2 separate regions of the Mus musculus genome follow, and region 2 is linked to region 1. A link is a loop called in an ENCODE intact Hi-C map of the cell type or tissue named here. Cell type or tissue: left cerebral cortex. All regions are shown on one strand. Links, peaks and the distances in the headings refer to the core of each region. The heading gives the core; the rest is flanking DNA. Region 1 has its middle 130 kb from the start of Alkal1. Region 2 overlaps St18 (suppression of tumorigenicity 18).

Region 1 (15,990 bases), core at 2,523-10,522:
GGATCTGGGAGAGGTTCCTAGCAAGGACAAAAGTCCCAGTGAGCTGCACAAGAGTTCCCTGAGTTCATCTCTTTGGCAGTGTCCTGTAGAGCCTTGTCTTTGTAGTCTCCTCCTCCTCCTCCTCTTCTTCCTCCTCCTCTTTAATAAGTTGTATTCTATAAAGAGGAGATGTTACAGCTCACCCTCAAGTGTCACTGTACAGCTCTCTGATTCAGAGCTAACTCACATGCATAAAAAGAGAACAGGGGCCTCATCCATTCTAAGCTTTGAAAACACACAGCTCAGAACATAGCAGCTTCTCCCTTCCCAGCCGCTAACTTTTTAAAGCAGGTGACATTTGCTGACAACTCATTAGGGAAAGACTGCTTTAAATTCTGCTGCATAGGTAAAGGAGCATTCCCCTAAGTAGAGTTTGCATTTCTTGGAAGTTGGCACTCTAACAGGTTCTTTTAAAACATGTTGCTCTTTTAAAACATTTATTGTGTTAACAGAATACCTCACAGGTTGCTGTTTGAGCTCTGGCCTTTGGGTTTGCAAATTGATAAAGGGTAACTTGGTATCAATTATGGTCATATGGTCCTGACAGCAGATAGGGGGCGCTGAAGAGGCAGTGGTGCCAGGTGGCAATAGCAAAGAAAGGCCATGCCATCTGGATCTTGGAGGATGCACTTGCAGAGGAGCGCCTGGCTCAGCACTCTTCTCTGTACCATCTTCTTTCCCTTTGCAGCTTCCCACTTCCCATCTGTGCCCGCCCACTGGTTTCTCAAAGAATTAAAAAAAAAAAAAATTGGCATGGCGTAAGGAAAAAGAATCAGGAATCTGTGGGCTGCCCCTTCCTCAGCTTATTCAGTGTTAGTGACCAGTGACAGCTATGTCCTGGCCTGCTTCCCACACCCATTCTCAAGGCTGTAATCTGATGTCACCAGCGGGGCTGTGCATTTTGCTGCACCATACCGTGGGGTTCCAAGAGCTAGTTGTACTTTGTAAATTGCCAGCAAAACGTTTTCTTTTTCCTTTTTATCCTTGCCAGTGCTGCCTGCAGACTCCAAAAGGCATTTTCAGAAAGCAGATTCCACAAGTTCCAGAATCCAAGCACGAGTAATCATTATCTATTCTGCTTGAGTACAGTTCTATAGAAACAGTGACAATTTTTTGCCAATAGTTATTAAGTTATCACCTTGCCACATGAACTCCTCCAGAAAACATCATTTAATGGATAAACACTAGAACAACCTTTGCTGTTAAGTTCCCTAATTCTAATAAGTGTAGTTTTCCAGAAGGAACAAGCCGCAACAACCCAAACCTTAAGCAGTTGTTATTTCTGAACAGAATGTTACTATATATGGTTGTTTTAAGGATATTTTGGAAAATGGGTAGTTGGTAAATGGCTGTTTAATATAGGAACAAGCACTTAGAAGTAGCCAGCAAGTGAGAATTTCACAGCACCATTTTTTGGACTGCTGTGTGGATTTTTACCATGCACTGGATTCCTATGTTGTTCTGAGCACTTTTGTTTTTTTGTTTTTAGAAAGTGAGATTTTATCTGGGTATGGGTAGATTATCTCAACTTCAGCTTCTTCTGACAGTATCCTTAGAACATTTGTAAACAGTATGCTTTGTTGATGGACTTTGGAAGTCAAGAAAGTGCTAATGGAAAAGGAATAGGGGTGATTTGCATTTAGGCTGCCCAAAGGATATCTACACTAGGGCATCTCACCCCACCTCCAACATTAAAGAAGGAAGAAGGCACAGGGTTAGAACAGGGGGAGTCAAGATATCCCCAGGAGGAAGCCTGGAAGTTGCTTTTCCTAGAGCCCCTATTCTTAAACACAGTTCCAGTGGAGATTTTTCAACTTCTTTCATCAAATTCATCTAGTCCTGGGTCAAAGTCAGCTCTTGCAAGCAAAATCTATCTGTTGGAGGACCTAGACTGGTCGATATAAAGGGGCTTCTTGGTGAATAAGTAAAAGATTTGAGGGGTAAAGGGAGTGAGTAGACTGTGATTCATTGGCCCAGGAGTCTTGGCTTTTAATGCTTTAACCACATGCTCACTCTTTATTCTCACCCATTTATACCTAGCCTTATCTCCAGGAAGACTCTTTACCTAGTTACTTCTGAATTATTCCTAAATTCATATTTCATGTGTAAGAATTCCATCTTTTGAGATATGCCCCTGGGTTATCAGTTACCAGTTTCACATAGCAAGTGGAAAAACTACTTTAAAATGATACATAGGCAAAGTTCTCCTGTGAGACATTTTGTCAGTGGAAGTTAGATTTTGCAAGTTTGTTTTGGATGAGCAGCATATTTCCCTTGGTTGGTTCAGCAGCAATATTTCTGTCCCGTCATCTAGTTAGGGATAAATGGCATATTGTGGCTTCCCAAACTGAGCCTGCATATGCTTACCCAAACTTGCTCAGTTTGGGAAGCTCACGAGAACGCTTGCTTTTCATTTTCTTAAAATTTAATTTAATTTATTTTTTTATTCCCCTGAGTTTCTCTTTTGGCCAAAAAGAAATGCCTTACATGTTATTCAAAATATTTAACCTTAATTGCAAGGCAGAATAGTAAAGTAGCTAGTGAGGACTTTTTCAGAGATTCTCTGACTTGGAAGAGTGGAAGAAGTAGAGGGAACACAAAGTCTGTTAAAATGTTTGCTGTTTTTGTAGAAAATATTGATGTTGAGCCACAGATAGAAGCTTCAGAATAGACATTTATCTAGAGTTCTCTAAAATGACCACAATGGAAAAATTGCCTTAAAGCAGAACAATTAAATACTAGCTGGGAAACTAGTTGGCTGCCATGGGCCAGATACTCTCTGACTCTGGGAAAACCTCAAGGTTCATAAAATGCAATAGCCTGTTTTCTTGGAGATTCCAGTCTGTCAAAAATGTCTAAAGGATTGATGTAGCTGACCACTTGAAAAAGTACAACTCCTGAAAGAACCAACATTCAGCTTGCTTATGCTCTTATTCTTCTCTCTCTCTCTCTCTCTCTCTCTCTCTCTCTCTCTCTCTCTCTCTCTCTCTCTCTCTCTCTCTCGGTTTTTCAAGACAGGGTTTCTCTGTGTACCCTGGCTGTCCTGGAACTCATTTTGTAGACCAGGCTGGCCACCAACTCAGAAATCCGCCTGCCTCTGCCTCCCAAGTGCTGGGATTAAAGGCGTGTGCCACCACACCCGACTTGCTCTTATTCTTCTCATCCTATTCAGTGGGACCAGATTCCCACTTATGGGATAATATCGGTGATATGGTGCTCTGGCACCCCTTTCCCTTCATGTACCAACCACGGGGGTGTGTATGGGATATGCAGCAAGGAATCAGAGCATCTGGAGTGATATGGATGCCTAGCATTCTGCTTTTGTCCTGACTGACTCTGGTGTAACTCTCTATGATGTGCTTTCTAGAACGCTGTATTTGGGGCAGTTCCTGACAGCAGGCTCACGCTTCGTTCCCATGTTCCCATGTTTCCATGAAATATGCTACTCTCTTCTTTCAGATGGTCCCTGTGTGTACTTTCTTCAGTTCTGGGCATTTTGTGGTACACTGAAGCACTTTTCTGGATGGGTCTCATATGTTTTGAAGTTCCTGCAGTTTGGTGATGATGATAATAATAATAATAATAACCCCCCCCCCCAAATACCTTTGGTAGTTTATCCATGGCTTCCTCTTTCTGTTTTTTTCCTCAATGTCTTTTGATGTGGTCAATAGAAACAGTAAGCTATATATTGAGGCTTGACTAGTAGAGCTTAAGAGTGAGGGAGGAGGAAAGGAGGGAGAGATTGAGACAGAGAGACAGAGAGAGGGGGGAGGGGGCAAGGCAGAGGGAGAGGGAGGTGCAGAGGAAGAGGGAGGTAGAGGTAGAGGTAGTGACAGGTAGAGAAGGGCACAGGTACAGGGGAGAGAAAGATTGGGAAAGGGGGGAAGGGGGAAAGGGGAGAAAGAGGCACAGGGAGGTGTGAATGGGAGATGCCTGGGCATGCTTTGTTGCATGGCTCTAGTAAGCAACTAAGGTCTCTATAATTGAAATTACTTGCCCCAAGGACAGCAACTCTGCAGCTACCGACTAGCTTCTTCTTTTGTCATCTTGGTGACATCTTGTACCCTTTAGGTAGAAGGAACTTTTTGGGAAAGGGTTACTGATAACAGACACAGGGCAAATTAGCACAGAAACAGTGGAGAGGAGAGTAAAGAAGCCCAACTCCACCTTATTTCTTTACTTCTGGCTTTGAAGGTTTTAGGCTGTTCACAACAGACCCTTGTAGGATGCCTGAAGGCTGTGCCACTCAGTGCCAGCTCCATAGCCATCACTGGACCACTGGGGATATGACTGTGGCTTGGGACATGAGCCCGCTTGTTCGCTTACTCACAGTGAAAAGAGTTTTGAAATGAGTTCTGAATAGACAGCATTTTCTTTGTGCGATTGGTAAATAACACAGAGCAAAGTTAGCAAGTTGCAGGCTTCTGCATTCTGACTCTATGCAACCTTTTTGTGGGGAGAAGGGCAGGATGTTTCTCACAGAATGTGACCTCACAGGAATACTAGAGGTAAGGAGAAAAAAACCTCATCTGAAATAACAAATATTTTTTTTTTAGTAAAGCTACAAGAGGAGAAAAGGCTGTGGCATCGTAGTACACAAAAGCCAACACCTCTTAGCACTGTACAAGGTGCCAGTCTCAGTGGTTTGTCTTCATTTAGTCCTAATTTGAAAAAAAAAGAATGGACTTTCATATTATAATTTAACATTTTTCTCTTTTAGACAGTAATGAGATATCTGAATGGATCAGCATGGAGAAACCCTAAAAGAAATATCGTAAAAACATTTGGAATATATCAAAAAAGAGATGACTCTCCACATACCTGTAGACATCTACCAGGTACAGGTAAGGACAAATATTGCCAAAGGTAGATTGTAGTTCTATGGTTACATCTCACACTGGCTTGGCCTTTGGTAGAAAACTAGCAGGACTGGGGTGGATGGGACAGTTGAACAGGGATCTGGGAGGACTCAGCTGTTGTTTCACCTCTCTTTTGCCACCGTGACTATGGGAGCCCTGCATCAAGTGTGACCATTGGTAGTCACCGGGAGCTGTAGTAACCAGCTATGAAAGAGGAGAGGACATGTGATCTGGGTATAGGCGACATTGTGCAGATCATCAGATTCTACAAACCCTCTGTGAAGCGTCAGTGTGTTTATATTACAAATGCTGCCTGCACAGTATGGATTTGTACTGAGGCTGACTCATTTCTATTTAAAATTTTCTTTTAGAAAAAGCACTTTTTAATGATGCTCATATGAGAAATACATCTGTTGCTTACATATAATAAGTATCAAATATGAAGATATGTTGAGTACTTAAATGGTTGGTTTGTCCCTGTAAGAGACCTGTGGCATATGTATGATGTATGTCTCTTTACTAGAACACAGGCACCAAACAATGGTTTTCTTTCCTTGAGAAATACAAGGTCTTAATGCCAAGCTTACTTGGGTTTCTAAAACATGAACATAGCTTCAGAACTTTCAAATGCATACTTTGACAGATGTTCAGGAAGGCAGAGATTGCACTGGCCATCCTGTGGTACTTAAGACTCTGAATTTGCTCCTTATTGCAAAGCTTAGGAATCACTTTAATTTGTTAAATGATCACAGCAAGTTGTGAGTGTAGGACACCAGCATTATAACCAGATTTCTTCTTCTGTGCTGTGGATTGAAATGAAGCTGTTAGTTCTTAGGACTGTGTCAGGTCTGAGTCTTTAGACTGATGAAGCTAGTCAAGCTCTAAGCAGAAGAGAATGGGGAACAAGGTCAGGCCCATAGCAGGTGTTTCCACAGAAAAGAACTTCTGATTTCTGACTGCACACAAGCTAGAACCTTTCTCTTTACAATTAATTCATATAAATTGCTGTCAGATTCACTGGCATGGTCCCTCAGATCAAGTCAGATGAATAATGCAGGAAGAAGTGATTCTCCTGTAACCCTCATTCGTACAACTAGAAGAATGGAGACTGTCCTTGGAAATTAATCATACCTTAAGTAAATTCACAACAACATACTGACTTCCTTACTGATTTGTAAAAAGCCAAGCTCCTTAGACGACACATCATCTTTAGTTTGTAACTGTGGAAGTCTTCTGAAAAGAGCAGCATCTCAAAAATGAAATAAAACTAAAATCAAAGCTCTCAAACTAAAAAAGCTTTATGTTAATTCTTTACATTTTAAAAACTGAAGTGCTGTCCTCCATATTTCCACATTTATGCAGGAGAAATAGGAAGGGCAGCCCTTGAATAACATCGGTGATGAAATGGGGTAGAGATGTGGGAGGGTAGAGGATTTTCCATATAATATTTATAGGAAGATAACAGCAGAGGGCAGCTCAGAGCAATAGAACTCCAAAAAGTTTCCAACCAGTTATCAGAAAAACTAAACAAACTAGCTAACGAACAAACAAACCAACCAACCAACCAACCAACCAACCAACCAAAAACATATGAGGCAAATATCTGCTTAAAATCTGTTTCCCTCTCCCCCCCCCCCCCCAGTGGGTGCCCTTTCCTGCAACTCTAGATTTCTAAAGTAATAAAACACCAAGCATGATGGTCCCTCAGTGGCTATTTCACTGTGCAAATCTTGAGGTACAGGGACATACTGAATTTCCTGAAGCTCCTGGGTGTTTACATTTTGATCTCTCTTCTCTTCTACTGGGTATTAAGCCTAGGATCTTGCGAATGCAGTGCTCTGCTATTGAGCTGCATCTATGAGCTGTTATGTTTCTATTTTCTTTTTGGTTTATTCTGTTACAAAAGTCTAAATGAACTCTATATGAACTAGAATACCAGTAAGGTATATACATTTTCATAATGTAGCTTTTTAGGGTCACTTTTCTGAAGAAAAATAACAAAATCAACTTTATGGTGGAATCTCTTTCCAGAGTATATTTTGGGGAAAATATAAATTCGGAAATTTTTCCTATTACAGGCATATTTCCTCAATAGAACGTGACAGCTCATTGTCCTATGTAAAATATTTTTCTCCTCAGAATTGCTACAGTGAACATTTGTTGTTGTTCTCATTAACACATTTAACATGCGACATTGGGACATAACGTTTTTGTATTGGAAATCTGAGAAGAAATCACACTCTATACACTACATACTAGTCTACACCCTAGACTGCAACCACATCACAAGACACAGGATAAAGTTCTATGTGAAGACTTTGTTTTGTTGTAGGGTTGTTACAAGCTCTTGGGGTTTGTACATAAATGTTTAGGTAATTGAAATGCCTTTATACTAAGTGTTGAAAGTTGGCATTCTTTTAGGCTAATTAAGAGATTATGAAGTCTTTTTCTCCTTTCAAAAGTTTAGTTCTGAGAACATAACACATTGAGAGTGTTCCCTTTCACACAATTTCCTTGCTTGGTTTTAGCTTCTATATTACTTTGGCCCATATTGACTTAAGATATTTGACATATCAAATATTGTTGCTTTCAAAGGTTTCCCAGGCAACTGTAACAATTCATCTGGCTTCCATCAAAAGTGCCCTTGAACTTGCCTCTCATTTTCCTTGTATATTGTAACATGTGCTAAAGGAAAAATACCAGAGACTTCATGTACTATGTTACTATGCATAATTTGGTCAAGAGAAGGATGGATTTCATGTAAATTACTCATAGGTTGACAAGTCTTCAGCTTCCTGTTTCCCTCTTTGTTGAAAAAGTTGGAGAGAAAGGCTCCATACTCCTAGCTGGGTTGGCTTCTTATAGTTCCTAGGCAGGCTCTTGAGTGTTGCGCCTCCAGTTTGTGCCCTTCATCACTACAGTGCTGCATTTGGATTAACCTGGTGTGCTAGTCACTGTTCTACTGCTGTGAAGAGACAACATGACCAAGGCAACTCTTCTAAAGGAAAGCATTTCATTGTACTTAGTTTATACTTTAATGAGTTTAGTCCATTATCCCCATGGCAGGAAGCCTGGAGGCAGACATGGTGCTGGAGAAGTTTATTAGGTAACCATGAGCAGAAAGGTGGGTTTATTGTGTACAGCTAGATGAGGAGGAAGGTTGTTATATATAGTAGAACAAGGAAGCAAGTTTGGCTAATTTTGATGGCAGGTCTCTGTGGAGGAATAGTCTAAGGCTGTAAACATTAGGAAGAAGAAGCTATATTAAACATTTTTGTGCAGTTTCAGCATCCATATATAGCCTAGGAAGGCTTTGCTATTCTCACAGGTCTGAAGCATTGAGGTGGTTAAAATGGCCGTGTTCACATCAAACACTATGCATTCATTCGGGACACTATCTTCTCCCCACATTGGGATAGAACCCTCAGTCCCACGTATCTGAGTGATAATTTCCCTCTGTGTTTAGGTGGCTCTCATATGCTGATCCTTGCATTGCAGATCTTATTCTTGTGTAGCTTGTCATGAAGTCAGCAGCAGGGTCTTACCCCATTTCACTCAGAGGAAAGCATTGTAATCGCTTCACTTCCTCAGGAGTTCCTAAAGTTGAGAAGGAAAAAGTTGGAATTGCTGAGCCTGTGCTAGTTGTTGCTGCTCTTCCTGCTCCTTCCATTGAGTTTATTGAATTTTCTTTAAAATGAGAAATGCCACTTCATCTAATGGGATAGTACAACTTAACCTTTTTTTTTTTATCTTTTCATTTACTTCACAGCTAGTTGTATAGTCTCCATACTAGTATATTTAATCTTGAGATCCCATAGTAGAATTCTTTAATGGAACAAATTGCTTTTCTAAGGCCAGATAGCTATAAAAGTCTCTCAGTCAATGTCACATTGAATAAAAGTTTAGTGAACTGTCTTGATCAGTGATTTATTATCTGATAATGCCTGAAATTACGGCCACTCTTGTTCTGTTCCTCCTCCGTCCTTAACACCCTTTCTCCTATATTTTATATTTTGTTCCTTTTTAGCGTATGTATGGGTATTTAAACATTTTATTGAACTGTATCTAAGAAGGTTGTTGAAAATCTTTTATGGACATGTGTGGTATGTTAATAAGGACCTTTCTGTATGTAAAGGAAAGCATATATGATATGGTACATGAATTAGCAATCGTTCAGTTCCTATTGCTTATGGACCTGTGGTGACTGCTTTGACTAATCCTTGGCTTGTTAAAATTAACAAAGGTAAATAGATCTTTACAGTAGGAAATATAGTTTTCTGGATGTGAAATAATCAATTTGAGTAAATATTTGCTATTTGTTTTCATAAAAGTTTTAATCCTAAGAGAGAACTCTGACCAGAAAAAGATGTAGCAGGATCAGTGAAACAGGTGATATGAGTCACAGTGCTGCTTTAACTGAGCGGATGCTGTGTGTGTTGGCAGGGACTGTACTACACATAGGTAGTTTTAGTATTTCTTAAGCTGAAATCTAGCTGGAAAGTTCTTAGTCAGATGGATTGGTTTGATCATTTATAACCTATTTGTGTATTCAAAGCCCTGATGCTAAGTTTTGACATCTAAGTCACAGTTTAAAAACCTCAGAGAAGTATATGATTCCCAATATGTGGACAGTTATTCCAGAGCCAGGGGATTTTTGTGCAAAGCTAATTTGTATAATAGAGAATCAGTTTTTCATTAGCTATCATGTTTCAATAACTGAATGAACATTCTGAGTTAATAAGCATGATGTTTGTGTACGCTAAAGACTAGTCTAAGCTCTGCATTCATTGATGGGAATCTTAAGCAAATGCTTTCTCCCCGCATCAGCTTGTTCAAAAAGCATAAACACCATCATGAGCTTGTTCCAAGCAGGTTAACCTAGTAACTGGCTGTAAGCAAAGTGACTTGAAGTATGGATGTATGTTGTTTTCAATGCTTAGGAGAATTGTAATAAATTATTTTCCTTTTTATATGTAGATACTTACACTTTTTATCATACAGAAAAAGCTTGAGCATTAAAGACAATCAGTAGGATTTGCAACTTGTTTTTTATTTAAGGCTTTGGTTAAAACTGTACCATATGATTGGTATTTATTATGCTGGGTTGTAAGATCATGTCTTGTTCTGTTGTCATTTACTTCTTGTTTCCTTCCCTTTTGCATCACCCGCCTTTTTGTAAATGTTAAGAATGGTGTGAAACCAGAGAAAGACACTGGGTATGTATGCTCTCTGACCTGGGAAGTGCTGCTCTGCCTAGTTTCAGTTCATCCATTCATTCTTGCTATTAGTGTGCAAGTACTTCTTGGACTCAAGCCTAGTCTCAAAGCTCTGAAAGTGCTGTCTCCTTTAATCTTCTCCAGAGCCCCTATAGGCAGTAGTGCTTGCTTCTGTGGCACAAGTGAAGAAACTCAGGTTTCTTGAATGAAGAAAGGACAGATCTTGAAGAACATGGAGCCAATCAGTCTGTACTCTAGCCACAGCTGTCTGCTTTACTATTTTAACTACCTGTTTTAAAGGAGCATCTATGTACTGACAACCCATCCATGTTGTCACTCTAAGTACTCCACAGTGATATATGACAGAGTGTTTTCTGTCTATCTAACTGTACCCTGCACCCACTATTCATCCTCTCTTCATTCCCCCCCTTTCAAACCTGTGGTGACTTCTATTCTATAAGTATTTTAACTTCCAATTGTGAGTGAGAACATGTGATGTTTGTTTTCTGTGTTTGATTCATTTTACTTAACATAATGTCCTGCATTTCCTTTTAATTGAGAATATTTCTTCACTCTTCTATCATGACCCTGTTGGTTTTGAAAGTTAGGGGATAGTTATTTGCATATTTTTCTTCTGCTTAGGAATGTCATGATCCGGTTCATGGCATTCCTGTTTTGGTTAGGAGTATCAGAAATGGTGCTGGAGTCTTTGCATTGCACAATTTCAGGAAGGACTGATTTGCCCATCATTGTGGTTTGCCTGTTAAGGCCACATCTGCTGTGTTTCTCTGTTACAGAATTACTATTTTTCTCTTTAAACACATTATCGTCTTTTAGGGAGATATTCTCAGAATATGTATGTTATATTTTACCTGTTTTAAAATATGCATTGATGATTTTTACATCTACACTGAAAAGAGTGAAAAGGAGCTAGGAATATTAGAATAATAAATATCACATCCATTTTAGAAGGCTATGGAGATTTAACAGAATGGGCTGCAAAAGAAAATAAGACATGCTTTAGGTAGAACAAGGCTCAGAAAATGAGGAATGCAAAGATCCTTGGAGAATTCCTTCTTCAGTGGACCAGATGAGGAACTTAGGACTGAACCTCTGTTTTTTATTTTCTTCACCCACAAGGAAGGAGCTGTGAAGTTCTTAGCAGGGAACTTAAAATCGAATCATGAAGGTCTGAATTAGCTATGTGTTGTGACTTTGAGGATCTATGGGAAAGAGCCAGGCCATCTCTAAGCATGTGGATCAGACTTAGGATTTTAAAATAAACACATAAACTAAACCTACACAAGAACTGAGTAATAGCTCCTACTGAACAGTATTCATTTATGTTAAGTCAAAACATGACACACACTCTTGTTTTACCCCGAGGAGCAGGTATCAGTGATGTTGAGACATATGCTTGGTTAGGGGGAGGATTTATCTGAACTATCTCTAGAATACAAAAGCCCCTGAAAACTGTATAGGTTAAATAAACAGGAAAAAGAGACACAGTCAAGGACAATGTAATACAAGCAAATGGAGGAAACAGAATGAGAGAGAATAGAGGGAAACATGGAATGCAGTGTGCAATAGATGCTAGCACATCTGAGATCCATCTGCAGGGCTTCTCAGAAAAAGAAAATAATTTCTATCTGAAAGTTTTTAAGGAATTAAGTTGTCAATCTAGTGTGAAGATATAATAAAGACATTGGAAATTATAAAGATTTTTCAAAACTTTAAGCCTCCCAGCGCTTTGTCTCAAGACCAACAGGAGGATAAATCCTATCAGCTTGAGGTGGTACTAAGGTCTTAGTGAGCTTTACTAAGAGATGTGATGGTCCCATGATATCAGTAAGGGAAGTTTGAGTAAGTATGGTGATCCTGTACCAGAGCTGGCCAGTGTGAACTGGTACAGGGTTGGCGTTTTCAGATTCTCCAGGAAGATAAACTGAGAGCCATAAAGAATCAAGACCACTTTTCACATCTGTATTACTAGAGAACAGTTTCTTAGAATAATCATCAGAGTGCGGATTCATATGTGAGATGTGTAGTTTATACAATTTTTAGGCCCCATTTGGAGAGGAGAATACAAAAATAGGGGCTGAGGAGATGAAAGTTGAAAGCACTTACACCAGTCTCTCAGAAGACCAGTTTCCAATAGTTCCTTGTCATTGTAACTTCACTTCTAAGGGGACCTGAACCCACTTCTGGCATCCATGGGTACTAGGCATGCATGTGGTCCACATCCATACTGCAGAAGAACCCCCCCCCCCACACACACAAAGTAAATCCATCCAGCCTCCAGTTCCTGTTCTTCCAGATAGTACCAGGTGTGGGTTTTCTCTCAAGGCATAGATTCCACATTGGACCAATAATTTGTTGGCCACTTCCATAAGATCTGTGCCACTTTTACCCCAGCACATTTTTCAGACAGGACAAATTGTAGGTTGAGTTTTGTGGCTGGGTTGATATCCTAATCCCTCTGCTTCAAGCCTTGCCTCAAGACAGCCCGTTCAGGCTCTGTATCCCCTATTATTGGGAGTTTTGGCTAGGTTCACTTTTGTATATGCCTGGGAGTTCCCATTGCACTAGGTTTCTACTTTGCCCCCAAAGTGTCCCCCCAGTTCCAGTTGTCTCTCCCAGTACTCTCCCCCTCTACCCCCTCCACCTGTTTCCTTCTGCTCCAGAACCTTCCCCCAATCCACCCAGGAAATCTATTACCCTTTCCCAGGGAGATCCATAGAGATCCCCTTAGAGTCCTCGTTACTTAGCATCCCTGGGTTAGTGGATTGTAGCATGATTATCCTCTCCTTTATAGCTAATGTCCACTTATAAGTAAGTATTTATCTTGCTTATCTTTCTGGTTCTGGGTTATCTCACCCAGGATGATTATTTTTGTAGTTCCACCCATTTGCCTGCAAATTTCATGATGTTATTTTCTAAATAGCTGAGTAGTACTACTTCATTGTGTAAATGTACTACAACAAGTAAATAAATTGTCCTTGATTAAAGGAAAAAAAAGTAAATCTAAAAAAGAATACAAAATGACCCATGTTTGCATTAGTTTAGATATTAGAGTAAATGTTTGTTACAATAAACAAATGAAGTTATAAAAAACTATAGACTTAAAAAGTGAAGCTGTATTTCGAAAGCAAAACAAATTCTGATTTATTATACAATTGATTTTTATTGATTATCAGCTTGTCATAGTCTTGGAACATCTGTTTTTCTACATTTTGAGCACCATTATATTAGTATTGTTTTTGCAATGTTTTCTACAGAAAGGATGGAATGATAACCTACTATTCTCTTTTTCATGGCTAGTTACATTTATTTGTTTTAATAAGTGATAGTTTATAGTTTTTTCAGCATCACAATAATCATTAGAATTGTTATAAATATTTAATATTTTTATAAGAAGGCAGTAATAGATTGTGTTCAGAGCTTAGAAGTCCAATTGATTGATCATCCAAACTGATAATGAAATTATCATCTTACTGTTTAAAGATAGTCTAGAAAGTAATAGAAGATTTATATCAGAAAGTGAGTAGTTGCCTTTTTTATCAGTGACAATGTTTGTTGCCTACCTGTAGCAAAACTCCTAGTTCTTTGTCATCAACATTTCTGTCATTTTGTTTTATAGTTTGTAATTTACTGAGGCACATTAATTTCCTATTTATGTTGTTGATGCTTAAATCAACTCAAATTCTATTAAGAGTTCTGCAGAGTGAGTCAGCAGGCTAGCTCTTTTAAGAAATGACCCAAACAACTATTAAGTAATTTCCTTTGATCATAGTGATTCAAAGAGAGCTCTGGAGGACAGGAAGAGGAGTGGCAAAAACTCAGGAAGTAGGAAACTCTGGAGGGAAAGAAACTCCTGGCTTTTTTGTCCCCTCACCCAGCAGCCAGGATTCCCACAAAACTGGGACAACTGTTCTCTATAACAGAAAGCTTGCAAAGGTCTCCAGTGACCACTATGTGTGGTGTTCACACTGGACACACCTATAGTTTTCATACGTGAGCCCAGCTTACAGTGCTACCAGAAGTTGACATATTGCAGTACTCAGGCGAGGGAGTCCCACATTGTGTCATACTCTAACTTATGTCCCATAGGCTATCACTGTTAAAGCATGCACATCTTGTTGGACCACTGAGGCCATCTCATATCCCATATCCCAGTTGCTACTGTATTTTATTTTCCCTTAGCTACATAGAACCTGGGCCCAGTAGATCTGCTATAGACTTTTGGTACCCAAACCAGTGTGATTCCCGACTCCTTAGGAATGAGAGCTTTCCCATGAGGACAGTCATGATCTTGGTACTCATATGCATGATGTACCCTGCCCCTGATTACCAGGAACTCCACATAGTAGAGCAGCCACACCCTTAATGCCTGAGAGGCTCTGCTGCCCTGTCCTCTTGACTAATCTGTGATATGCCACTCACTAGGCCAAACAGCTGCAGTGCCCCATCTTTGTAGATCTGGGATCAAAACACCTGAGTTACCCCACTTCACTGAGGTCTGAAGCCCTCATTTCATTTCTCCCTAACTGCTGGGGTCTCCCAGGTAACCATGTTCCAGATAGTCAGAACTGTTACTGGGCTACCAACTTCAAAAGATTTCACAGAAAGTCTGGAATTTTCCATGTAAGCAGCTGCTGATGGTATAGCTACAGTTACTGTTAGAAGGTGTGTGTGTGTGTGTGTGTGTGTGTGTGTGTGTGTGTGTGAACATGAGTGTGTACACATGCATGCACATGGTCTATAAACCTGTAGGAAGTGGTGCACTGTCTGAGGTTCAGCAGCGGCTGGGGCCCTATGACAGCTTACTCTGTCCTTCATATTCGATCTGTTTCCCCAACCAACATAACTAACAGAAACACACAGAGAGGCACATAGGCAAATAACTTGGTGTCATCACTACACATTCATATACCTGAATAGACCATGGGAGATTGGAGATGGCCTCCCATTGATCCCAGACACCAGATCAACAACCATGGCTGGCCTCTCCTCTGTGTTCCAAACAGAAGGTGCCTTATCTAGATTTACTTTCAGAGGTGACAGACTATGCAACTTTTGATTTTATTTCTTTTTTGCATGGAGGTGTCTGAATCTCCCGAAGTGTTACCAATTGGTTGAGGGAGTCTTGGGGCCCTCTCGTGCCTTAGATTTTGCACCCTTTAAGAGTGTCTGAGCTACAGTATTCTTCCTAGCTCTAGGGCCTCTGAGATCCTCAGTGTCTCAAGGTCTGATTTCTAAGGATAATGGTATAGCTTCTAGAAATGATGTGCAGTATTCACCAGAGAAGGCTGACTGGACATTGGTTTAAGCCAGTGATGACACTGGGTGTCTAGAACCTGAGCACAGTCTTGAGTCTCTTTTAGGGTGAGATTTTAAGCACAAAATCCATATCCTGGACTCACACATCTTAGTTAGCAAGCCAGAAATGGAATCACTAGAAGCCAAAAGGCAGGGTTAGTACATTAGGGTTTTCCCAGGACTCTGCACTTTGATAGATTACATCTTTATTCTCACTTTGGTAGTTATTAATGTCTACATGCTAGGTTCCAAGGCCTGAATGGTGCTCCCATCGTGGTATCAGCTGTGCTACAGTCTGGGGGCCTGTTACAGTAGAGCAGGGGGTTCAGAGAAGGAAACCAGTGCTCCTGTTCCTCATGCAGCAGTCAGAATATTTATTGACTTTTCACCAGTAGATCTAGAGACATCACTGCACCTTGCGCCTATCTAGCACTTAAGTTGCCATTGGTTTCTGAACTTGAACAAAAGCTGCCCCTCAACCCCTCTCACCCAACCCCCAGGTAGTATCTTTAATAAACGTTAGTGGTAATCATATTTCCACGTGCAAAAAAATGAAA
Region 2 (15,990 bases), core at 4,680-12,679, 370 kb after region 1:
ATGTCAAGGAAAGAAGAGCTCTCTCGAGATTCCTCTCACTTCCTACTTAGGAAGACCTTCATCTGCATTACCTACAGCATCCTTTAGGTGCTTCTCCACTCCCAGGCTGCCCACTGCTAAGACCTTCAGTTGTCACTAGATATTAGAGACAAACCAACTACTCTACCATTTCTAGTTCCCAGATGTTAAGCAGATAGTTTTGCCTGGAACTCAGGCTATTTCTTAGAAGTATCTCACTCCTCCAGTACCTCTGCATCAGTGAAATTTGGACACTTTAATGTGTTTTTGTCTATATATCACCTTTGCATAAATATGGGGTAAAGTGTGCAAACCTCACTGAATACAATATAATAGGATATTTGTAAATTTTCATTGATCCATAGCAATACCGAGCTAGTCCAACATTCTACCAAATGAACTTAAAGGAGCACCATGGATATGAATCTTATTATGTTTCCAAAAACACATCATCCATCTGTGAGTAGAAGTGACATTACAAAGTCCCCACCAACTTCTAAGCCTCCAGAGGATTCTAAACAACAGATAATATTAGCCCTATATACACACCTCTGTTTAATTTATAAATTAGGCACGGTAAGAGATTAGCAACAAATAATAATAAAATAGAACAAATACAACTTACTATAAATCCAAGTTTTCAGAACTCAGGATCTATTTCTGGACATTTCTCTTGAGTATATTCCACCTAAAGTTGAGTGTAAGGAAGGCACATCACAGATAGCAGAGGACTGAGTAAGACCCTGAAATGTTGTCCTGGAGGCAGAGAACTCATGTGTGAATCTCAGCTCTGAGATTTAGTTTCCCATCTATAGAATGAGGGAGGGAGTGATTGTCTCATAAAGCATATGAATTACTGCTTGGTAGTTCAAAGTAAAATTAAAGATGTGAGTCCTCTTCTCAGCATCACTCTGTGGGAATGAGGTCCACTGGAGAAGAGAAGTTTCTTCTGGCTTTGTGTGCAGAGGTTCAATGCCTCTGTGGAAGTAGATAGGTAATGTTCTTACTGAAAATAGTTCAAAGATACTGACCAAATTCAACACTGTTGCTAAGATACCTCCTAGATATCAGAATTGATAATATATTATCCCCTTTATTTATTAATTTGATGAGAATTATAGAGAGCCAGCTGCATAGCAGATCCTGTAGGAATAGTTGATTTATCAGTTGTGTATATATGTGTACATACGCCTCCCTTCACTTTCCTCCCTTGAAGCCCTTCACATACACCTCCCTACTCTCTTTCAAAATTATGGACAGTTTATTAGTCAGTTCTCCCCTCTTGTTACTGCTACTGTACTGCATACTTCAAGCTAGTTGTCTCAGCCTCTCCACCTCTCCATGGAATACTGGTATTATCACTGGGTGCTGTGACACCTCAATTTTTATATAGACTCTAGGAATCAAACTCAGGTTGTCTACCTTGCTCAAGAAGCACTTAATACCTGCTGAATCATGTTTCTTACCCCAATAACCTTCTCTACTTTCCAGTAAGCTTAAGGCACCATTTGTTATTAAGAATCTGCCAGATCACACACCATTGATTAAGTAACTTTGTTCTTGTTAGTCAGCTTTCCAATGTGATTTTAAATGGTCAGAAATCTTGAAGTTGAAAGAACTGAGATTTGGGTGGGCTCACGACTTTGGAGGTCCCAGTCATGGCCACTGATGAGGTAGCATATCATGGTAACAAAATGTGCCAGAGCAAAGCCACTTGCCTTATAACCATGAAGCCAGGAAAGAGGTGGCCAGCGTTTCATAACCCCTTTAAAGGCATGCCCTCTAAATACCTAAAGCCCAGCCACAGGGCCTAACCTCTTAACATCCACACAACCTCCTCTGAGTACTACCCTAAAGACTAAGCCTTAACTCATAGGCCCTTGGACTTCAGAGAAGAACCAAACTATAGCAGCCATCTTCATTAACAGTGAGTATTCTCAACTGAATCCCATTACCAATCTCTCACTTAAAAGTAATTCTCAAAAGCATCCCATAGCATATCCAAAATTGAACATTTAATCATCCATCCTACTCCAAACTTCCGGCCTCTGTTCCTTCTCATTGTGAAGGCATCTCATTATAACTATACCACTTATTACAACAAAATACTCACCATAGCTCCTTCTTTCTCATGTTTCCTAATCTATCATAAGTCAAGCAAATTCTGCCTTCACATTATATTTTGAATCCATCTCTTTCCCTTCTTATCACATGGTCATGGGTCAGGAACTGACATCTAACCAGAACTCCAGGAATAATCATTTTGCATCTTCTAGCTTCTTCTCTGTCTCACCATCTGTTCCTTCTCCACAAAAAAATCCAGATGTGTTTTTAAGGTCAGGCAGATTTTTGGAGATGCAGCTCAGCAGGGTAGCACTTGTGTTGCATGCACAGGGCCCTACATTTGATTTCTAGTGCTTCATGAAAGAAAGAGGGAGGAAAGAAGGGAGGGAGAGAGGAAGGGAGGGAGGGAGGGAGGGAGGGAGGGAGGGAGGAAGGAAGGAAGGAAGGAAGGAAGGAAGGAAGGAAGGAAGGAAGGAAGGAAGGAAGGAAAGAAAAAGGCAGGCAGGCTGGCAGGCTGGGATGTTGATGGAGAATGTAGATAGAAGGAGAAGTGGTCACAGCAACTTTCTGCCTTAAAATCATTCCATGAATCCTATTCCAGGTCCCATGAGGTTCTCATAACCCATTCTCCTAGTGTACCTTCTTAAGTGCTAGGAACACCCATTTCACTCCTACCTGCATCCATGTACTTTCTGTTCTCCCTCTGGAATGCTCATCTTGTTCATGTCATTTGCCCATTTCTCCATTGCCTGACTTTGTAGTTTTGAAGTCAGAGTGAGAATATGCTCCAGTGAGGGGCCTTACAATACTCAGCTTGTGCAAAAATACTTCAAAACTCTTCATACTTTTTGTCTCTTCATACTTTTTGTCACCCATTATTTGAAAAAGAAAAATACCTGAAATAAGATTCTAGAAAGACAGAAAGGAAAAAACAGTGTGTCAGAGAAATACAGCCAGGGGACTTTTCAATTGGTCAAGTCAGAAAACTGCCAGGTGCTGACAGTACTCAAATGCGTGCCACTAAGAATCCCTTTTTCCCTAGCTCCTATGTGTTATCTCCCTGAAACAAGACTGCTGTCCCTACAGATGTGTGATTCTTAGAAATTCAGCAGAATTCTCTAGGTATCATGGATCTCTTCCCATGGAATCATCACAGTTACACTAATATGAGCCTTTGTCCCTGTCCATTCTCTGCTGTGGAGCAATGTCAGACTGTTGATTTCTACTCAGATTGATCTAGGAACATCTTGGTTGTCTTCTTTTTTATTGAGTGTCAGAATCCAGTGTGAAATCAATCTATTGCATATTTTTATTTCTCATTGGCATATGCATGACCCACTTTTAAAAAGCATCAGTGCCTACAAAATAGCCACCTGTTTTATGACATTGTGTGTAAAAGTTCAGGTCTTACAGGATTTTGCTTCATATTATATTATTACAAATTATCCAAAGGCTGAAGTGATTGCTCAGGGCTGTAGAATGCTTATTGGTCATGCACAGGACCTGACTTCAGTTCCAAGTACCACATTCAGCAGCTCACAACCACCTGTAACTCTAGCTCCAAGGGAGATCTAATACCCATCTTTTGGACCCCACAGGCACCCATAGTCACATGTATGCATTTGTATGTCTGTGCAGGTGTGTATGAGCACACGCATGCACACATACACAATTAAAAATAAGTATTTTATAAGGATCCTCCACACCATGACTGGGAGTGGGGGAGTTATCTGGCTTGTTTCAGCATCAGGCTTTTGTGAAGTCCAGCTGTGCATATCTTGTGATTGCATGTTGTATGCACCTTCCTGTTTTGGGCATACCCTTGGGAATGAAATTGCTGGGTCACAGAGAACATGAACGAACCTTCACCTTCAGTAGATACTTCATCTTCAGTTGTTATAAAGAATGTTTGATATTGGTAAATTTTACAAAATAGAAGTCTATTAGGTTCCTGGTTTTGGAGGATGAGAAGACCAAGAACATGTCACCATCATCTGCTGGGTATCTGGTCAGGGAGAGCCTTCCTCTGATGCCTGACTGCATAGTGGAGGGTATCATGTGGAACAAATGTGCTAGTTCCAGTCTCTCTTCATAAAGAGTTACTGGTGCCATTCCAGGGACCCTACTCATAACTCCATCTAATCCCAATCTCTTCCTTAAGGATCCTGCTTCCAGCCATTAAATATGACACCAGAAGTTAAGTTTTGATCATATCCTGAGCCATAACAAGAGGTTATGGACTTTCCACTCAGAAAACTACAGTAGCTTAGTCTTGGTTAAAAAAAAAAAATTAAAAATTGTTTTGTTTTGTTTGTTTGTTTGTTTGTTTGTTTTTGAGACAGGGTTTCTCTGTATAGCCCTGGCTGTCCTAGAACTCACTTTGAAGACCAGGCTGGCCTCGAACTCAGAAATCCACCTGCCTCTGCCTCCCAAGTGCTGGGATTAAAGGCATGCGCCACCACTGCCCAGCCTTGGTAAAATTATAATAGAAAATGTCCCTATAAAATTGCTCTTGAACCAACATGAAGCAAATTGTCCTCATTCCTCTCTGTTATCACGCACTAGTATAGACCCATTTCTCCAGACTGGTAAGATTAACTTCACTCCAGGCTGTGGCACTCTTCTACCTTTCCCAGACTTTCAATGTGTAAAATGTATTCACACTCACTGTACAAAACAATGATGAAAACTAATACCTGTTCACTGGAGGCTGTTCCACAGTCTACATTTGATTGCAGTTATTCTCACACATAGATACTATGCATATTTTTACAGAAATTAAAGCCTAAAGATTAATCAGTGACCAAATGCAAGAGCAACAATCAAACAGTATTCTGTCTCCTAAACTACATGTACTGCCTGCCAAGCGCACACAGAGAAATTTGGCCTCCATATCATCTGCTCATGGCCCCAGCTATGCCTCTAGGCATGGCTCCTAAGGGTCACCTCACTAAGCAGATATTTAATTGCTGGAAATCCCTGTGACCTCACTGTCTTTGCAGTGTCTATACAAAAGGTTGTGTGGATTTGAACATTTCAGTTCATTTAATTTCTTTCAAGTTATTTTAATTTTAGGGGCATAGCAATTTCACATATGCAAAGAGTACAATGGGACATGCTAAAGGGGCTGTAGTGGGGGCTCCTTGGGTCTTATGGAGCACAGTGGACCCACCTGAAAGCTGGTTCTTTCTCACTCCATTTTCTTAGAAAGCATTAAATTCCAAAACAGTTTCCTTATTAGAATCCTAATGTAGTTTGGGTTAAAAAAAAAAAAAACAACAACAACAACAAAAACCAAACAAACAAAAAATGAAACATAAAATAACTTGTCGCTGGCCTTGTCTTCTGTTTTCAATGTGAACTATTAACTCTTCACAGGTATTGATGGTGATGAAGAAATTAGGCATCTGGATGAAGAAATCAAGGAACTGAATGAATCCAACCTTAAAATTGAAGCAGATATGATGAAACTTCAGACCCAGGTTAAAAAACGCTAGTTATTTCTAAAAATGATTATGGTCTCTAGTGGGTACAAAACATTGACCTTCCTGAGTCTTGCATCTGAAACATTGCTAATATCATAGAGCAATGTGTTTCTCTGTCAGGTACTTACTGTAAATCTTGAATGAGTGGCTCATGCCTGTGGCTATTGACTCAGCAGCAGCAGCAGGAGTTACTCCTCCTCCTATCCCTAGCTGGCATAGAAGCCCCCTTGATGAGCGAATAGAGCAGATGGCCATGTAGACTCCGGTAGAGCGTGTGGAACTTTATAGAGAACTTGTCAAAAGGCAAAGAGTCCTTGGTTTTATTTAAAATGCAAATACAGCATTAAATTCTTTATATGATGTTTATGCTAAAAGCAGATCTTATACAAATATTTTATACAAAAATTCCAAGGAATGTTTAAACCTAGTCCACCAGGAAAGAAAAGTTCACTCAATCCAGAATTTTTAAGATGCTAACACAAATTCTGTCATTGAGGAAGTAGCTTGGTGGTAAATTGTTTGCCTGTCCACTGCAAGACTCTGGGTCTTGCAGCATCTCAAACAGCAAAAATAAGTGCATTGCAAGAAGTTAGAAGTGGAAAAACGAGACCAAGCAGAGGGGAGAGGATCCTTCATGCTGCTTCTCCCTTTTGCTCTCCTTCCTTCCCTCCTAAAGGATAAGCTGCTTCTACTGTCCTCTGCAGTCCTCACCTAAGCAGGTCCACTTCTCTGAATCAGTTTCTTCATCCAGTCTTCTGAATACCACAGAAATCCAAAGGAAGAACTTGATACTTCCATTTGGAAAGCATGAGGCTCTTGAAACCTTTTCTAAAGAACACATAGCCTCTTCTTCGTGGATCTTAATCTCAGTGGGGAAGCCAACCAGTAATGTGTGTGTGTGTGTGTGTGTGTGTGTGTGTGTAATCTGCTGCCATAAGAAGGAGGTATTTAATATTAAACAGGATGATCAAGCCCCAAGAAAAAAAGAAATGTGTCAGTAATGATTTAGACATGAAGGAGCTGGTCAGCTCTTATGGGGAAGACCGTTTTGGACAGAATAGGTTCCTAATCATGAAAATTGTAGAGATTTAAGCAATAGAAGAATATGTCTAGAGGTAGATATCTAGATGGGGCAAATTACAGAAGGGTACCAGAGATGAGACCGGGCTGTTTACATAGAAAAACTTACTTGGTATTGATGGCCTCAGCATTTACTTTGATGGAATTAGGAGCCTCTGAATTGTTTGGGCTTTAGAGTAATTCATTTATCCTTGATGTACATTCTACCATGACCTGGAAAAAACTAAATTTGGTAGTGAATTGATGAGGACCAAGGAGAGACTATACAGAGCAAAGCTGACACAGTGTCACCTGTGAGAAGTGATAGCATCACACCAAATGGCTGGGTCCACATGGCCACAACATAAGTGGATAGTGGCCTCATCCTGCACATTTTGCAAGCAATTCTCAGTGAACTTGAAGTACAAGGGCAAAAACCCTGAATATGGGCAACATTTCAAGTTGTCATTCACTGCAAAGAAGAGACATGCTACTGAGCAAGAATTGGGAAAATAGCCGATTTACCCTGGGGCATATTGACAATAAGATAGCCACCATATAGCCATGTAGAGAAGCGAGACCTGCAATTCATGGAAAGTCTTGTTAAAAGTATAAATCTGGAGGTATCTAACACTTAGAATGCAAGGGCAGGGCTGCAGTTTGGGATGGAGGCATCCCTTGGCACTTACATCTAGCTTCAGGTTTCCCCCAGAGACCTTTTAAAGGCCTCTAACTCTGCTTCTTATGTCATTACCTCTGCTGTAGATAACATCTATGGAGAGCAACTTGAAGACCATAGAGGAGGAGAACAAGCTTATAGAACAGAGCAATGAGAGTCTGCTGAAGGAGCTGGCAGGGCTTAGCCAGGCTCTCATCTCCAGCCTTGCTGACATCCAACTTCCACAGATGGTAAGACCAAGAGCAAGGCTCTGCTACCCCATCATCTACCTCAATGTCTTTGTTCCATTACCCTGTGGCTGAACTATTGACAGTCACCTACCCCTGATTCATTTTCATGCTTAATGCTTTCGCAATCTAAGAACACGGTAGATATGCATATTCAGATAATTCAAGGCCAGTGGCATTCCAAAAGGCCAGGACTCTTTAAGGATGAAGGTTTACTTAAAGCTATCTTATAAAGTTATTTGAAAGCTGGATGCCAGAGCTCACTCACTGTAAATATGTTTTCAAACAGTTGATTCTATACATCCCTCAGCATCATCTACTCAACTCATGAACTATAACACTCCCAATAATCTCATTGTAATATTCAACTTCTTTTCATGGAACATAGAATGCATGTGTGTGACCAAGGCATCCGTATTCCTATTCCTATCCCTTATCTCTTATCCCTTACCCCTTATTCATAAGTATGCAACTATTTAGAATTCACAAAAAGTTTATTCTACATTTTCACAAATGTAAATCAGTCTTTGGAGTTGGAGATGCATTGCTGGGAGCTATATTGGTGATGCTGTTAATTTCCTCAGCTCAGTACAATCCCTGCCATTCCAACATAGGACTGTTAAAGAACCACTTGGCAAAAGCTTCATCCTCCTAGCATACTTTCCACAGACAGCTGGTTTTATACTGAAAAGTGCAAATGAGACCCAGACTCTTCCCAAGAAAAGACATATAGTTTGGACACCTCTAGCTCAGCATTTATTATGTGGTTCCAGATTGATCCCCAATACTATTCAATTGCATTCCATTAATGCCATGAGTTAAGAGTATACAGATAGTACACACACACACACACACACACACACACACACACACACACATTTTCTGTCCTATCCCAAACTGCCACAGTCCTATAAACCCTTCTTTTCCTACTTATATAAGTTGGCAACATTTGTCACTATCTCCTGATCTTCCTTGGGGCAGCTGAACCTCTGTGATTGGTTTCCTTGTGTCTCCATCAGGGGCCTATCAATGAGCAGAATTTTGAAGCATATGTAAATACTCTCACAGACATGTACAGCAATCTGGAACAGGACTATTCCCCAGAATGCAAAGCTCTACTGGAAAGCATCAAGCAGGCGGTGAAGGGCATCCATGTGTAGAACGACAGTATGCAGGAAACAGAGGTCACTACGGCCATGAACTCCCACAAATCTGCAGGGGCCTAATACCCCTGGAGCCCAGAGGCTGTCCCTGTGTTTATAATTGCAACATTGCACTAATTTTTCCCCAGCTGACATAAAAAGGAAAGAAAAACTATGATAAACTCTTTGGATTAAAAGCAATGCAGTCAATTATTAAACTCGTTTATTTTCATATCTTTTTCTTTTCTTTCTTCATTGCACTCTTTATTTTGTAAAGTATATGTAAAAATAAATGTGACATTTTATATTTTATTTATTACTAATCAAAGAGTTTTTTATCTTTTAACTGCATTTTGAAGTCTACTATATTTTTACAGGTGTGTTTATTAATTTATCTTCTAATAGGATTTAAATAGAAATGCTGTTCTCAAATCACATATCTTTCTGGATTTAAATGAGAAAAACAAAACAAAAGAAATGTATGAAGGAAATCCTGATGTCAGGACTACACTGTGGTCAAGCTTGGTTTCTACTGTGCACTTCCATTTCTCCTTTACTGGTTTTGTTTTTATAAATGGCTTTTGGTAATGTGAGCTGTGAAGGATTATGAAGATAAATGGCGCCCACTAGTGGGAAATCCACACTCACAAAAGCACAGGATGTTAGCAAACAGCGCACTCAGAACTTGATAGCAATAATTAAATAAAATAGTCAGCATAGTATTCCACATGGCTGCAGAGATTTAATTAATATGAATTATTTATTTAGACTGCTTAAAGCATACATTTTAAGTGAATCAGATTTGTCTTCTTGTTTTTCAAGTCATATTGGCTAGTTGGCAACCCTTTCCCAAAATGAGAAATAAGCTTTGATGGGACCAGCTTGGCTTTTCCTGCTACACGTTAGTACAATATACAAGTGACAATGTTGGTGTAGATTTGTACTTACAACTACAGACACATCCAAATGGAAATTGTGTAGATACCGTATCCCCTGAAATAGCATTTATCTTACTGGGTTGACTGGAATAGAATGCAAAACAGAAGGCCTGAAAAAAAAAATGCTATTCCAAGCTAAGTGGTTACCTTGAATATTGGCAGCATTGGTCTTTGCTTCCCTAATAAATAAGGCAGTTTCAATTTGATAAAACTCTTGAACTTCAAGTGACACAAAGGATGTTACACACACACACATACATGTACACACATGCACATACACACACATACAGACACATGCACACACACACACACACACACAACAGCACAGTCTACACACATATATGCACTCACACTCATCCACACGTGAAATTCAACCTGCAATCTCAACTGGATCAGAGTTTAGAAGTTGCTGTAGTAAAGGCAATGTCTATTTCAGGGACTGTAAAGTAGTTAAGCATTGTTTCAAAAGTTTTTTTATATTTATTTTTTTTAAGGAAAAGGTATAGACAACCAGCTAAACTGCCTTTTTGGTGTGCACACACATTTCATGTGCAGATGTGCCTCTATGTAAAAGTACACATGAACTTTAGTGTGGGCTTAATTTTCTGTGCTATAATAAAAGTGTTTATTTTTTATTAGCCTCATGAATATTTAGATTTAGTGTGATGGCATTCACAGGCTTGAATTCACTGTTACTACTGTTACATGCTCTGATACATGAGAAGTGGTATAGTCACTCCACTCTCGTGGAACCGTGGATATTGTTATGCATCACGTGGCGCTTATCTTTGGCTTGGGGTTCATTTGAACTCTTGAATCTTAGTTTAGTGAAAATGAGATGTCTGTTCTTAGGTAGGAAAGGTGTTTATTTAAAGCTCAATTTTAAAATAAGCAGCTACTGCGAGTAGTGTCTACTATAAATGGGACACAAAGTTTCCTATTAAAGTATGTCTTTGAACATTTTGCTACACAATACTTCAAAGAAGCACACAAATGGGCTCACTTATTACAAAGACAGAAGTTTACTTTGCTAAATATTTTAACAAGTTTGTTATATATTTTATTTAAAGAGATCTCCTGCAATCCTATGTATTTATTACTATAATTTACATGGCTTCAGTTAATTTATTTGTGTTCATATAGTTTTATGAAGTGTATCTGTATTTATTTGCCTCCTCGTACTTGTGTTTTATAACATGCACTGAATTATTTTCTTTTCAACTATGTTAATGATTGATACTGTAAATTGGGTATTTTGTAAACAAAAACAAAGGCAGTGATGTATGCGTTTTTATTTGAAGTAGTTTGTTTGTATACTGTTTCTCCAAATGATTAATATTTCTTACATCATTGCAACAAAATTGTGTTCAGTGCTGTGCATTTGGTGTATGGTAGGAAATAAAAATTGATAATGAATTTGGCCATGATATTTACTTTATCAAGACAGATGTCACCAACCCCATGACCCACAGCTCCTGATATGGTAGAAAACCTCTAACACAGAACAATTCCTTCTGAACACTTTTACCCTTGGTTGAGAGGATTCTTGGTTGGTTAACATCTTGATTGGTTAACACCTTGGTGTAGAACATATCTCCAAAATGGGGTTTGCCTTTGCCTTTGCTAGAACTAGAAAGAATTTTGCCCAGATCTAATGAATAGCACACAAGGAGTCCTTTCCTGATACCAAACTGCTGGAGGTCCTGAATATAGCTTACATTTATGCAAGGTAGGTTCAAAAAATGTGATAATTCTAGGCTACCTGCTTTTGTTTTCCTAAGTCATCAGTATTCTCTACTTTTGAGTTTCTAGCCAGACTTACACATCTCTTAAATATGATTGTTCCTCATAGGCAATGTAAAATTTACTCAAATTAACTAAAGAGAAGTCTGGATCAAAGCGGGAGCTGGGCTTAAATTAGGTTTGCTTTCAGGGAGCACCACGTACTTTCAGTCACTAAGCTTACACGAAATGCTCATATGTGTTCTGGGAAAGCGATGCGAGCTGCTCAGCCAGTATCTTAGTGTCTACTTAATTTAGTATGTTTTACATCCTACCTTGGTTTTTGCTGTCTATGAGAAAGTTGTATCTACAGTTCATGATACAAATTTGTCATAGAATTGTATCAATTCTACTGGGACTTAGCAAGATCTGCCCTTTCCCATCACATATTTCTAATCAGAACAAACTTCCTGAGGTCTTGAATTCAGTGAGGACATGAGGCAAATGACAGGTATTATGACATGTAAATATACAATTTCTCCTGTAGAAACAGCAAGAAGGTTTGCTATCCACCTTGTATTTCCTGGAAAAGTGTGAGTTCCAGATTGGTCGAGACACTGGTAAACGACATGGCAGGCAGAGGAACCGCAAGTATGGAGTGTGAAGGGAAAATACCCATGAATAACAAAGAAAGTACAAAAGGAATCCAGATGACTGGAGATAGAAAGCTCAGGAAAGTGGGTTGAAGATTCAGTGTAAAACTCCATACCTCGTGGTTCAAATTCTCAGTAGCAGCCTTTGCTTTGCAAAGAAAGACTGAATTTCAAGGTTAGGTGTAGTTTGATAGTGGAGTTGCTACAGCATATTTCTAAAGCCTCATCTTCCATGCCTGCCACCTTCCTTGAAGAGATTTAACAATCAGAGGGTGGAGTTGATTTGTTTAGCAATTCAAATATTTCTTGCAGTAAAGCAATACAACTATATTCAGTGTATTTCAATTGTAATAGGATGTGAAATTGATAAGAACTTTTTCTGTCATCATTTTCTGTCTATTACCATTCCATCAAAAAGTAAAATAAAATAAAATCTTGAGGTATTTAGAACTCCGGCATGCTTCATCTGGATCCAAAGTCCTGTATGAAAAGAGCAGGACAGATGAATTGAGAAATTGCCTTGTTCTAGCACATAAGGATTTCACTACTAATGTTTTGGATGTGTCTTTCCACACATTCCACCCACTTCATTGTGGCCTGCAAGTAGTGCCTTCTGTTTCCTTCAGCTATCCAGCAGGTGACATACAGTAAGCAGATTGAACTTGCTAATAACTGTCCACACTGTCATTCGCAGTCAGAGATGCTTTGTATACTGAGAAAACCCTTGGGCTTGAGGAGCCATGTTACCATATGCAATGAAAATGGTGAGATGGCTGGTTCGCAGGTAACAGTAGTGCCCAAAACAATAAAACTGGACAAAAATGCACCCTAGATTCAACCCCATTTGCTTGCAAAGCTAATCAAGCAGCTTCCCTGTGTTTGAAGAAAAATCTACTAAAATCCATGGATTTCACCATACACACATTGGTCTACACTACCAGAAATAAGAAAGCCTATTATACACGTTTGACCATCACCACTTTGACCAACAGAATCTTCTTAGGCTCCTGCCAGATACAGTTTCATCTGCAGGATATGAGCAGGAATGATATGAAACCACTAGACTAGAACACTCCATGAGGGGAAAAACAGTTTATTTGGGGATTTAGACTGCTGGGGCGGGGGGTGGGGGGGTGGGGGGGGGGTGGCAGCAGGAAGAGCTTTGCCAGTTTTATAGGGGACAAGAGGAAAAGCGCATGAGCCCGAACAGCCTGACAGAGCAGGAGAAGATGAGATGCAGGCCATAACAACCTGTAGGATAGCATGGAAACTTTGAACTGAGGTAGATTGTTGGAGCTAATCAAGAGCTAGGTGCACCTTGCTGAAGGCAGTTGACTGTTGCAGGTGGATAAGGGAAGAAATAGCTTTCCTGACAAACAGTAAATGGCTTGACAAGATTTCTGAGAGATGCCAAGTTTAGGTTTCTGTTAATCTGATAGTAATCCTTCTATTTAGTCAGAGGCTAAGAGCTGAGCTCAAGCTGTCACTAAGTCATTTGTTTTTCATCACTGTAACCATGATACAAGGGCTACTTCCATAGGCTGTAGCAAAGCAGAAAAGTCCTTACCAGGGAGGAGAGAATGGGGAAAGAAAAGAAAGGACCAGTATTGATATAGCTACAGGAATACACCCCAATGACATCGTCCTTCCAACTTGGCCCTGCCTCCTACCTTCTACCACTTCTCAGTAATGACATTGTAGTGAAAATCCATGGAGGGACCAATCTGTTTATTAGGGCAGAACCCTCACCATCTTCCTGTCTCTGGAAATGCCCTTATTGGCACGCTAATCTATATATGTTTATTATCTCAACTGAATGAACAATCAAAATGGACCATCGTACCTAACACCTGGTATTAGGTGTGCTCCTGAATTTACTGTCATGGGCTCGAAAGCTACATTGTAAGTGAAATTATTACTATGTTCTAAGAAACTGGAATTGGGAAGAATAAAGATCCTGCTGGTGCCCTCCCAGCCCTAAATATGTACAAGGGTCAGGATTCAACTCAGCTCTGAAATGAATATCAGCCCATGCCCGGAAGGACATTTTTTTGCCAGCACATGACCCCTGTCTGGAAGTCCAACTTCCTAACCTGCCTTGGTTCATTAAGTAAGAGATATCATTTACTCAAAACTTTTGGAAAAGGGTCTGAAAGAATCTTTTCTGTCATGGTAAGAACACACCATTCTGAACATTTTTCTTATAAAAGTTTTTACATAAAAATATGCTGTTGTCAACAGAGTTGGTATACATATGAACTCTGATTATGTCAGCATGCACAAGATTTGTACAGGTTCAAACCACACAAAAGTCCAATACAGAGAGGGGGAAGTGGACACAAGTCTGGTCCCTAGCCAAGAGACTATTTGCAATTCAACCTAGAGGGAAACAAGTTCTCTCAACCGCAGTGATACTAGGTGTATCATGCCCATGGCAGGGCAGCAACATGACCTCATGGAGCTGGACAACACACAATAGACTCTGTGACTTTTGTTGCTCTTGTTTCATCTGATTTTGTTTTGGTATTTTTGTCATATTATGTTTTTGTTTGTTTGATTTGGGGGTTTTGTTTTATTTTCATTTTTAGCAAGAAAGAATATGAAGTTGAATAGGTAGGAGATAGTGAGGATCTGGGAGGGGATGAAGGAAGGGAAAATATGATCAAAATATATTGTATAAAAAGCTACTAAGTAAAAAAATTTGCTCATGTATTGGACATTTGTAAAGCTTTCACTCAAAACTTCCACTGTCTCCATAACTGATTCTGTGTTTGGAACTAAAATTTTTAAAAATATGAATTGTAACAACAACAAAAAACCCAAAAGATGTAAATAACTCGTTTTGGATTGGGTTTAGGTTTTCTGTCATTGGCTATTTTGTGTGTATGTGACAGTTTTAGATAGGCACTTGACGGATTCAAATGCACTTCCCACGGATGTTTACCAGGTATAAACTATTGTGCTCTGTAAAGTGTACTTTTCACTGATGTTCAGCAGCTATGAAGTATTCTGACTGTAAACAGAAAGGAATCCCCTGCTCTTATGGAATGGCCTTGTCTCTGGTAGAATTTTGTATTTCAGTATGTATTGTCATATGTTAAGTAATCATTTTACTGTTTTAACAGACTGTGTTCTTCAATTTTATATGAAAACTTTGTAATTGTGGGCAATATAGTCTAAAATATATGTGGCACTTTAGGGATATGCCACTAATAATACTTTAGAAAACCAGTGTCATGAAATAACTGAGGACCAGGGAACTGACAGTCCTTAGCCAGTTGTCCCCCGTAGACAAGCAGTGGACCCAAAAGCAGTCTTATTAGCATGGGCTCGGTATTCAAGAAAATTTTGCCCAGGAAGAAAATACTTGTAGGTATGCTAACATTCATCGTACATTATATATACTGAGAATATGCAAAGTGATATATATCATAAAATTCTATTAACTATGTATGAACTATGATAAGTATGGCATATTTTATGGGTTTGTTCCTCCCCAGGTCTAGCCCATAGGGTTGTGTCCCTCATCTGGCCTCCCTACTCTCCAAGCCTCCCCTCAACCCATCCTCAGAGCTCCCTCCTTATCCCTGCAGTAGCTGGAAGTACTAAGATTTGACTAGCAGCACAGGCTGAAATAAAAATATTTGTATGCATTGAGTTGAATACAGTGCCATTTCAGTGTTAATTTCTCTTTTTGTTTTTATTGGTTTCTAACATTCAATGTGACTTTTAGAAATGTGACTTTTAGAAAAATAAAAACTCTCTGTATTGTCAGCAGAGTTCTGTCCATTTCTTCTGCACAAAGTTGTTCAAAATGGAAGAGAAAAAATGGGGAAGTAAAGAATGAAGCAGAGGAGAGGAGAAAGAAAGGAAGAAAGACTCTCGGCGGTCGTGGCACACACCTCTAATCCCAGCACTTGGGAGGCAGAGGCAGTCGGATTTCTGAGTTCGAGGCCAGCCTGGTCTACAAAGTGAGTTCCAGGACAGCCAGGGCTACACAGAG

Evidence for each region. Peaks named below come from ENCODE experiments on the same cell type or tissue, not always from the same donor. Only the 100,000 strongest peaks of a DNase experiment are listed, where the experiment ranks them.
Region 2: a loop joins it to region 1, with 3 times the contacts of the local background. A loop is called at or near these places in 11 of 42 quality-filtered maps.

What each region holds. Positions count from the first base shown.
Region 1 is chr1:6,482,859-6,498,848 of GRCm38, forward strand. It overlaps a transcript of St18 not described here. Among named protein-coding and RNA genes, the nearest start is that of Alkal1, 130 kb to the left of the region's middle. In left cerebral cortex, for the core only: a CTCF peak has its summit at 6,371 (motif pointing right); a DNase peak (open chromatin) is centred at 4,380; H3K27ac peaks cover 1,213 bases.
Region 2 is chr1:6,849,909-6,865,898 of GRCm38, forward strand. It overlaps St18 (suppression of tumorigenicity 18), which reads left to right. Exons shown (of 22, transcript NM_173868.2): 20 at 5,461-5,564; 21 at 7,392-7,535; 22 at 8,552-11,032. The coding sequence ends at 8,692. Among named protein-coding and RNA genes, the nearest start is that of St18, 130 kb to the left of the region's middle. In left cerebral cortex, for the core only: a CTCF peak has its summit at 9,310 (motif pointing left); DNase peaks (open chromatin) are centred at 5,775, 8,216, 9,301 and 12,600.